2 separate regions of the Homo sapiens genome follow, and region 2 is linked to region 1. The links are chromatin contacts, found by Hi-C or POLR2A ChIA-PET in ENCODE. All regions are on one chromosome and are shown on one strand. Each heading gives the region's core, a stretch centred on a gene start or an enhancer-like site at or near the end of the contact. The rest is flanking DNA. Distances are from core to core; before and after follow the strand shown.

Region 1 (3,570 bases), core at 1-2,500:
CATCTGGAACATCCCCTAGGGCCACCACCTAAACACCAGTCAAAGGACAAATGCAGACATCAGGGATGTTATACATACACTTTTAGGGCATTTGTGTAGTGATTATTCTAAAATTAAATGTATATTCAATGATTTCTTTTTAGGTTGCAGAGGAATAGCAATGATAACTTAAGCAAAACAACAGAAAAGTTATAAAGAGAAGACACTTTTTTATTATATTTTAGGTTGGTGCAAAAGTAATTGCAGTGTTTGCAATTTTTAACTCCAAAAACTGCAGTTACATTTGCACCAACCTAATACATTATGTATAACTATATGTAAATTTTCAAATAGTGACACATATACTAAATTTACCTCATAAAGCCATAGTAGGTCACATAGCACAGTTGGAACAAGACTAACCATAGCAAGATATCAAGGATTTTGAGTAGCTATGCCGTCTCCTGAATACAAGCATCTCTTCTTAATTTCTCCCGTTTGAGAAACAGAACATCCTGTGTTTGTAAGTTTATAATCCAACCCATCTTTTACTTGCTCAGACCTCCACTAACAGGCTGAACAAGGTGCAGACTTTACTTTTAGAAAATAAAACAAAACAAAAAAACACAAAAAAACCCAATTTCTGCTAAAAGTAGATTTCATCTTGCTGACGATTCTTAAGTAACTTAAACTGTCCCTCTACAGTTCATCTTTGATACCTCCTACTCATCGCTATTATCTTGAGTTTTACTAGCAATGAATTCTAGCACACAAGAAAAAAAAATCAGAAATGCACCCTTCGTTTACTAATTACAAAATCAACAGACCTCAGAAAGACGGGACATTCACTTCTATGCACTCCCCTCAATTCAGGGGTGGAATTGGGTTGCATTTTTGTATCTGTGAGTCTCAGCGTGTGTAAACTCATGTCCTCACAGATGCCTGAGGTTTTCTGCTAGCCCAGCTGATCTTGACCAGGAATTTATTTAATGTAACTGAGTAAGTATGAAGTCTTATCAGGGCTATTGGAGAAAACTGGTAGATAAATGTTTTTATACTCAGGTAATTAAGAAAATGAATTCCAAAGTAAAATACTCTGAAAAGCATGACCTAAAGATACTTTGTACAATAGCATCAATTTCTTGGCTATCATTTAGGCCTTCTAGAAACTATTTTCTTGGTCTAGACATTTACTATTGGCTGTATTTCCTTTGTTTCTATTTTTCAAAGCAGTCATACAACTTCAAATCGAAATGCCCCAAGCTGTATTTATTCTGATCATTTCTGACATTCTTTACGGTAAAGTCAGTAGTGACATTTATATTACTCATTCCAATTACATCATCATTTTTGGTTGCTGTTTTTGAATTGGTAACAGTAAAGCATTCCTTAATCTAGTGTTATCACTCCTTCCTCTGCCTCCTACTTCCCAATTTTTACCTTAATAACTGCTACATAATTTTTTGTAGTATATATTTTCAGGCCTCTTTTTCTATATGTAAAAAAGGCTGCCATAGACTCACTTGTATGATATCGAAGTCATGTTTCTCAAGATTCCCATTTTCATGATCTGCTTAGCCATCACCCTTTCCCTGTGGCCTCCAGATGACTATCTATTGTTTTTATTCATTAGAACTGCTTCAGTCCTTGTGGCACAGAACACGAACTAACTCACTATGAGAGATGAACATACTTCCAACCCCAAGACTACACCAGGATAATCTAGTCTCATAGAAGCAGGGAGGCATTTTCCTCTATTTTATCCAACTTGCACTGCCAAACAAGGTCTGGGCCTTTTCTCTCTTTTTAATCCTTTCATTCCAATTGTTGGACATGTTTTCCATATAGGAGATTTTAAAACTCTGCTATTTATTCCCCAAGCACCCTCTAATTAGCTATTTAGTTCCCATTATAAGTGTGTTTGTTGCCATTTAATTAAGAGCAGTGATACGACAATTCCCTTTTTGTTTTAAAAAGATATCACGGAAATAAATCTCCCTGATCAGTTATTTGGTTATTGCTACTGTTTTTTTTTTTTTTCTATTCCCGAAAAATGGGCTTGCTTTATTTTGCTCTTTTTAGTCTCTCACAACAAATTTTCCCCTTTTTTTCATGATTTTCACTTCCCGTTGTAAAGTTAGCTCACAGTGTTGAAATGCCCTCTTTGAACACATATTTTTACTTCCTCATCCTCCTCTCCCTGTGGTAACCCAGGCTTCTCTATTGTAACTCAACATTCAGCAGGTATACAGAGACTGCCTCCACTACGTGGGTTTCAAACTGAATAACTCATTGTTGGGTCTGGATCTGTAAAAAGGTGAAAATAAATAAATCTTCTTTTATAACTACAGGAATGTATTCTGAATTATCTGCCTCCTACTGCTGTTCCCCTCACAGTGCTCCAAGCCTGTGCCTCTCTCATCTTTCCAATACTATCCTCATTGGTAATTTGGCAAATTCAGGAGACCTTCGCCAAGTCGAAACAAACATAGAATAAAATTATCATGGAGGCTAAATAAGAAAAGGCTGTTGATGTTGGAACTTAAGAAGAAAAAAATTAGAAGTTTAACTCCCACTCCTCTTTTTTTTTAAATGCAGCAGAATCAACCATATTTGGGCACCTACATATCATTCACTTGGCCTTGTATTGATCTCTGAGGGTTTTTTTTTGGTGGAGGCGGGTGGGTAAAGGGGAACTAGTAAATCCAGGGCAATTCATTAATACTGTATATCGTCCAATTGTTAACAAGCATACTTAAGCCAGGTTTAAAAAGTTTCTTTTTAATTCAAAACTAACATGCGTGCTAATTTGATACAGGTTTTGTCACTGATGGGCAATATGGAGAGAATGTAAAAATATCTAACTTCAAACAGAAAAAAGAAACAACTGGAATGAAAAGCTATAAACAATAGGTAAGGAAACACAAACATTTACATTTTAACACAGACCAAACAGGCAAGAAGGGACTTGCTGGCCAAAGATATCTCATATTTTGTTTTACTTCTCTGTTTTTAAAGTATCAGGAAGTTGGGCCAAATATCAACTCTCTTCTATATTACATGGACCTCCCAATACTGTTCTTGGCTAGCCTGTTCACGGTCCAAACTGGCATTTTAAACCAATTCTAATTAGGTTGAAATTACAGTTACAATTCATTTACTTCAAATCCGTTAACCTTCCAGTGTTGCAAAGAAGGCTGTGGAGTGGAACACAGAATTCAGCTGAGATGATATTTAAGGCATAGCTAGGGACTGTGATCTTGCCGACAAAAATATTACTTATTTCCTTTTTATGAAAAGAATATTACCATCAGAATCCAAGACCTCCGAACTTCCCTGCTGAAGGCACGTTTACGTCTTTGGACTCTGGTGTACCAGGGCCTGAACAAGCTATAACACCATGGTATTACCAAATACATCCTAAGTCATCAAAACAGCTTTTTAGGCTAATTCTGTAAGTACAGCAAAACACACAGCAAACTTAAGGTTTTCTTAGTAGTAAAAAACATGTATCTCTCATACTGTAAAAAATAAAGGTGTTCCATGGGAGGGAAGGAGTAGGGGGAGAACAGGTTGGGGCTCAAAATAAGC
Region 2 (3,570 bases), core at 329-2,828, 1.0 Mb after region 1:
GTGCAAAGAATGCATTTTATTTCCCCTTGACTTTCAGCTTGGCCATGTGACTTGCTTCAGCTGATGGCATGTGGGCAGAAGGAGAGTTTGCCAGGGCAGCCCAGACCTGAAGCAGCCTTTTGTTTTCCCATTTGCCTCCCAAACCTCTCCACCAGAAGAGCATGCCACTGCTAACCCCGTGGTTAACCTCCAACCCCAGGCAGAGAATGAGCGATGCCTGGAGCAGGACCACCCAGCCACACCCACCACGGGTGTGCAGCCACAATGAGTTCTCCTTTGCAGTCACTGAGTTTTGGGGTGCTACTATGTGGCATGATGTGACAAATGATATAACAGGCGTGTGGAGTTCTCTTCATAAAGAGAACTTTATGGCACCCAGCAAGCATTTGTTGGCCATTTATCACTCTCCACATCAGTCTTGCAACCCCTTTTGCATTTTGAAATTACAGATGAAGACAAAGAATAATTAGCAAGTGCTCATATTGCTTATTATCGTAACATCTGTCATATTTATATCAAATTATTCTAAATGTGCAAAATATATGTTACCCATGAGATTGAAATATGCCCTGAGGTCAGAAACTCCACTGTAACCCACTGAAGATGAGCCAGCAAAGTCCATCAAGGCTGCCTACTTGGCTCTCTATGCTTCCCCAACTTGGTGCCATGTTGTCCCTGGCACTAACCTTACAGGAGGTTGGTAGAGGGTGGAAGAGAAAGGAAGGGGGGCAAAGGACAAGAGAGAAGTTAAGAAACTGCACTGACACTTGGTTGGAACCAACAGAATCTACTCCTTACAGGGACATCACGTCCTGAGATATTTATGACTATTGCACAAGAGATCAAACGTCATCATCCTCTTGGGGAAATGGCTTCAAAACCCATGAGGCAGTTTATAAGCTCTGAAATCTCCTAACAAATGAATGGAAAATTTCTTTGGAGGTTCCATGATTTGTCTGCCAACTCCCAAGAATACGCACATACAGGCACACACAGCTGCATCCAGACCTTCCACCTCTTGCTGCTGTCAACTTTGTTAGCTGAGACAGGCCAAGACATACTCACCAGCCCCTTGCTGAGATGTGACTCACCTCTCATACCCTCTTTCCCAACATCGTCATCAATGCCACCTCCCCTTCCCACAGGCTACTCCTCACCACCAAACCACCAGAAGGTGTACAGTGGCCACAGCCATGGTGAGACACCAGCAGACTCCCACATCCCTTGCGGATTTATTTGGTTTCATCGATGCATTAGACCACACATGGGAAGAAAATGAGCAAGTGCAAGAGAAAGGTTTCTTTGATCCTAAATCTGGAAATGAAATATATTTACATAAAGCCATGAAAAGCCAGAAATGGCCAATGAGAAACCACAGCTTGACTCTCAGAGTTAAACACCATTATCAAGCTTTTGTATGTCCTTAATGGCTCCTAAAAGCTCCATTTAAAAACAAACCAAAACTCTGGCCAGAGCTGAAGAGACTCTTACAATCAGTGAGGCCTGGGCCTGGGTGAGATCCGTCAAGCTTGTAAACCTCTCATTCCACCCCTCACCACTCCCCTCACCCAGTGGCATTAACACCCGTGAGCTTCACCCATACATAACTCAGCTCAGCCACTCTTATTATCTTGGCAGCCTCCGGGAGCCTTTCGCCAAGGTTCTGGGCTCTTTCAGTCAACATGACCAATTCCACATCCTTTTATTAATTACTAACCATTTCCCCTTGTAGTCAGCCCTGAAATCCCTGCTTTGATCTGCCTGACAGGTCACATGGTGTGTGCTTCTGAACACAACCCCTCCCATGGCCGACTTCGAACTGGCAAGCCTGGCAGACATACACACAAGCTAGAAAGACATTTCCTGTAGATACAAGAAAAAGAGGGAGTTCTACCAGGAAACCAATGGCCACAGAGAATTTTTGTTAATTCATTCTTATATATAATAAATAGATTATTTATTATTAATAAATAATCTATTTATTAATTATAATAAATAATCTATTTATTAATTATAATAAATAATCTATTTATTAATTATAATAAATAATCTATTTATTAATTATAATAAATAATCTATTAATAAATAACTTGTTTATTAATTATAATAAATAATTTATTAATAAGTGATTTGTTTATTAATTATTAATAATTTATTAATTATTAATAAATAATTTATTTATTAATTATTAATGATTTTTAATTATTAATTAATATTAAATTTATTTATTTATTAATAGCCTGTTGGTATGTATTTAAGAGCAAAATAACAGTGGCTGTCAAAAACACCCTACATCCTGTCCAATTAGAGAGACCATAACTTATTTAGATCACAAAAAGACCACGATTCTGAAACCTGAAGTCTAATGAGCTGAATTATGTGCTTAACGGAGAAGACTCATGGATGAGCCCTCTTGCAGCTTCTGTTAACCTTTTCTGAAGGCACTGGGTCCTCCACAGATCCTGACTGCAGGCAGAATGGCTGGAATGATGAGATGCCTGTCTTGTAACCAAGACCAGGACATAAGCAGATGCCATTCATCCAGACCCACTTTCTTCCTTGGACCACTGTCTATATAAACAGCCTTTCTGTTATTTCCAGTGTGGCATTACAACAAACCAGACACATTTTTCAGGGCACATTGATCTATCCCAAGGGTGTAGGTCTATTAATTCCCTCGAGGCTGACAGTGGATGCTTCCAGGGAAATCTGAAGGCAAGCACACAACTGAATTTAATGAAAATGATTGATTTTTTTTGGTCCACCCCAAGTATCAAAAAGAAAACAGGCCAGGCAAGGTGGTCCGCACCTGTAATCCCAGCATTTTGGGAATCTAAGGCAGGAGGATAGCTTGAGCCTAGTAGTTTGAGACCAGCCTCGGCAGCATAGTGAGACCCCATCTCTACAAAAAAAAAAAAAAAATTAATTAGCTGGGCATAGTGGTGCTTGCCTGTAGTCCTAGCTACTGGGAAGGCTGAGGTGGGAGGATCACTTGAGCCCAGGAGTCTGAGGCTACAGTGATCAGTGATTCAATGATTGCACCACTCTACTCCAGCCTGGGCAATATGGTCTCTGTGAAAACAGAAAATAAAAAATACAACAAACAGCCATTAACAGACTCAAATTGGTTGGCAAGAGTCAGATCCCACATCAGCTAAAATTGCCACATGATATAAAACACTAAATAATAAATGTTTACCTTTATTAAACATTCAGACCATTTCTGGTTAAGAAAACCCTGAACCTTTTTCACTGCATGGCTTAAGATGCAGGTAAGCTAACCATCATCCTTCCTTTCTCTTGGCAACACTTACGCATACAGATCGGTAATGCCCGTCCCACTGCAATAAAAAAAAAAAATACCACATCGACTCTACATCTGCTGCAATTATCGTCTGGTGTGAAGATCAAAGGGGCCTTTTCCCCTGGCAGATTACTCGTCTACAGTTCCCTGGCCTGTCAGTGTGGTCTCAGCTGCTCCCACTTGTCCCATTGCTGCTCAGGAATCAGCAGCCGCCTAGATCTTCCAGCTATGTGACTGGGCTCATAATGACAGTAATTGCCAGTCTG

The links. A loop is a pair of places that touch in the nucleus more often than their neighbours do. ChIA-PET counts read pairs that join two places held with the same protein, here RNA polymerase II (POLR2A). Pooled maps may share reads with other maps.
Region 2: a map of left cardiac atrium shows a loop between it and region 1 (2.9-fold over the local background). The contact joins two enhancer-like sites. A Hi-C loop is called at or near these places in 25 of 168 maps with a recorded cell type or tissue (A673, B cell, CD14-positive monocyte and 16 more), 6 of 37 single-sample maps with no recorded cell type and 27 of 50 pooled maps. POLR2A ChIA-PET finds 5 or more read pairs at or near these places in 7 of 52 experiments (A549, AG04449, AG04450 and 4 more).

Annotation. Positions count from the first base shown.
Region 1 is chr21:34,880,686-34,884,255 of GRCh38, forward strand. RUNX1 (RUNX family transcription factor 1) reads right to left here. Exons shown (of 9, transcript NM_001754.5): 5 at 1-28. RUNX1-AS1 (RUNX1 antisense RNA 1) reads left to right here. Exons shown (of 2, transcript NR_186614.1): 2 at 2,798-3,570. Among named protein-coding and RNA genes, the nearest start is that of RUNX1-AS1, 46 kb to the left of the region's middle. RefSeq lists a silencer at 2,238-2,287. Within about 2 kb of position 1,251, at least 8 of the 41 ENCODE cell types and tissues checked have a DNase peak (open chromatin) inside an H3K27ac peak, as active enhancers do; they include endothelial cell of umbilical vein, where a contact is called at or near this core.
Region 2 is chr21:35,924,038-35,927,607 of GRCh38, forward strand. No RefSeq gene overlaps it. Among named protein-coding and RNA genes, the nearest start is that of LINC01436, 79 kb to the right of the region's middle. Within about 2 kb of position 1,579, at least 6 of the 41 ENCODE cell types and tissues checked have a DNase peak (open chromatin) inside an H3K27ac peak, as active enhancers do; they include endothelial cell of umbilical vein, where a contact is called at or near this core.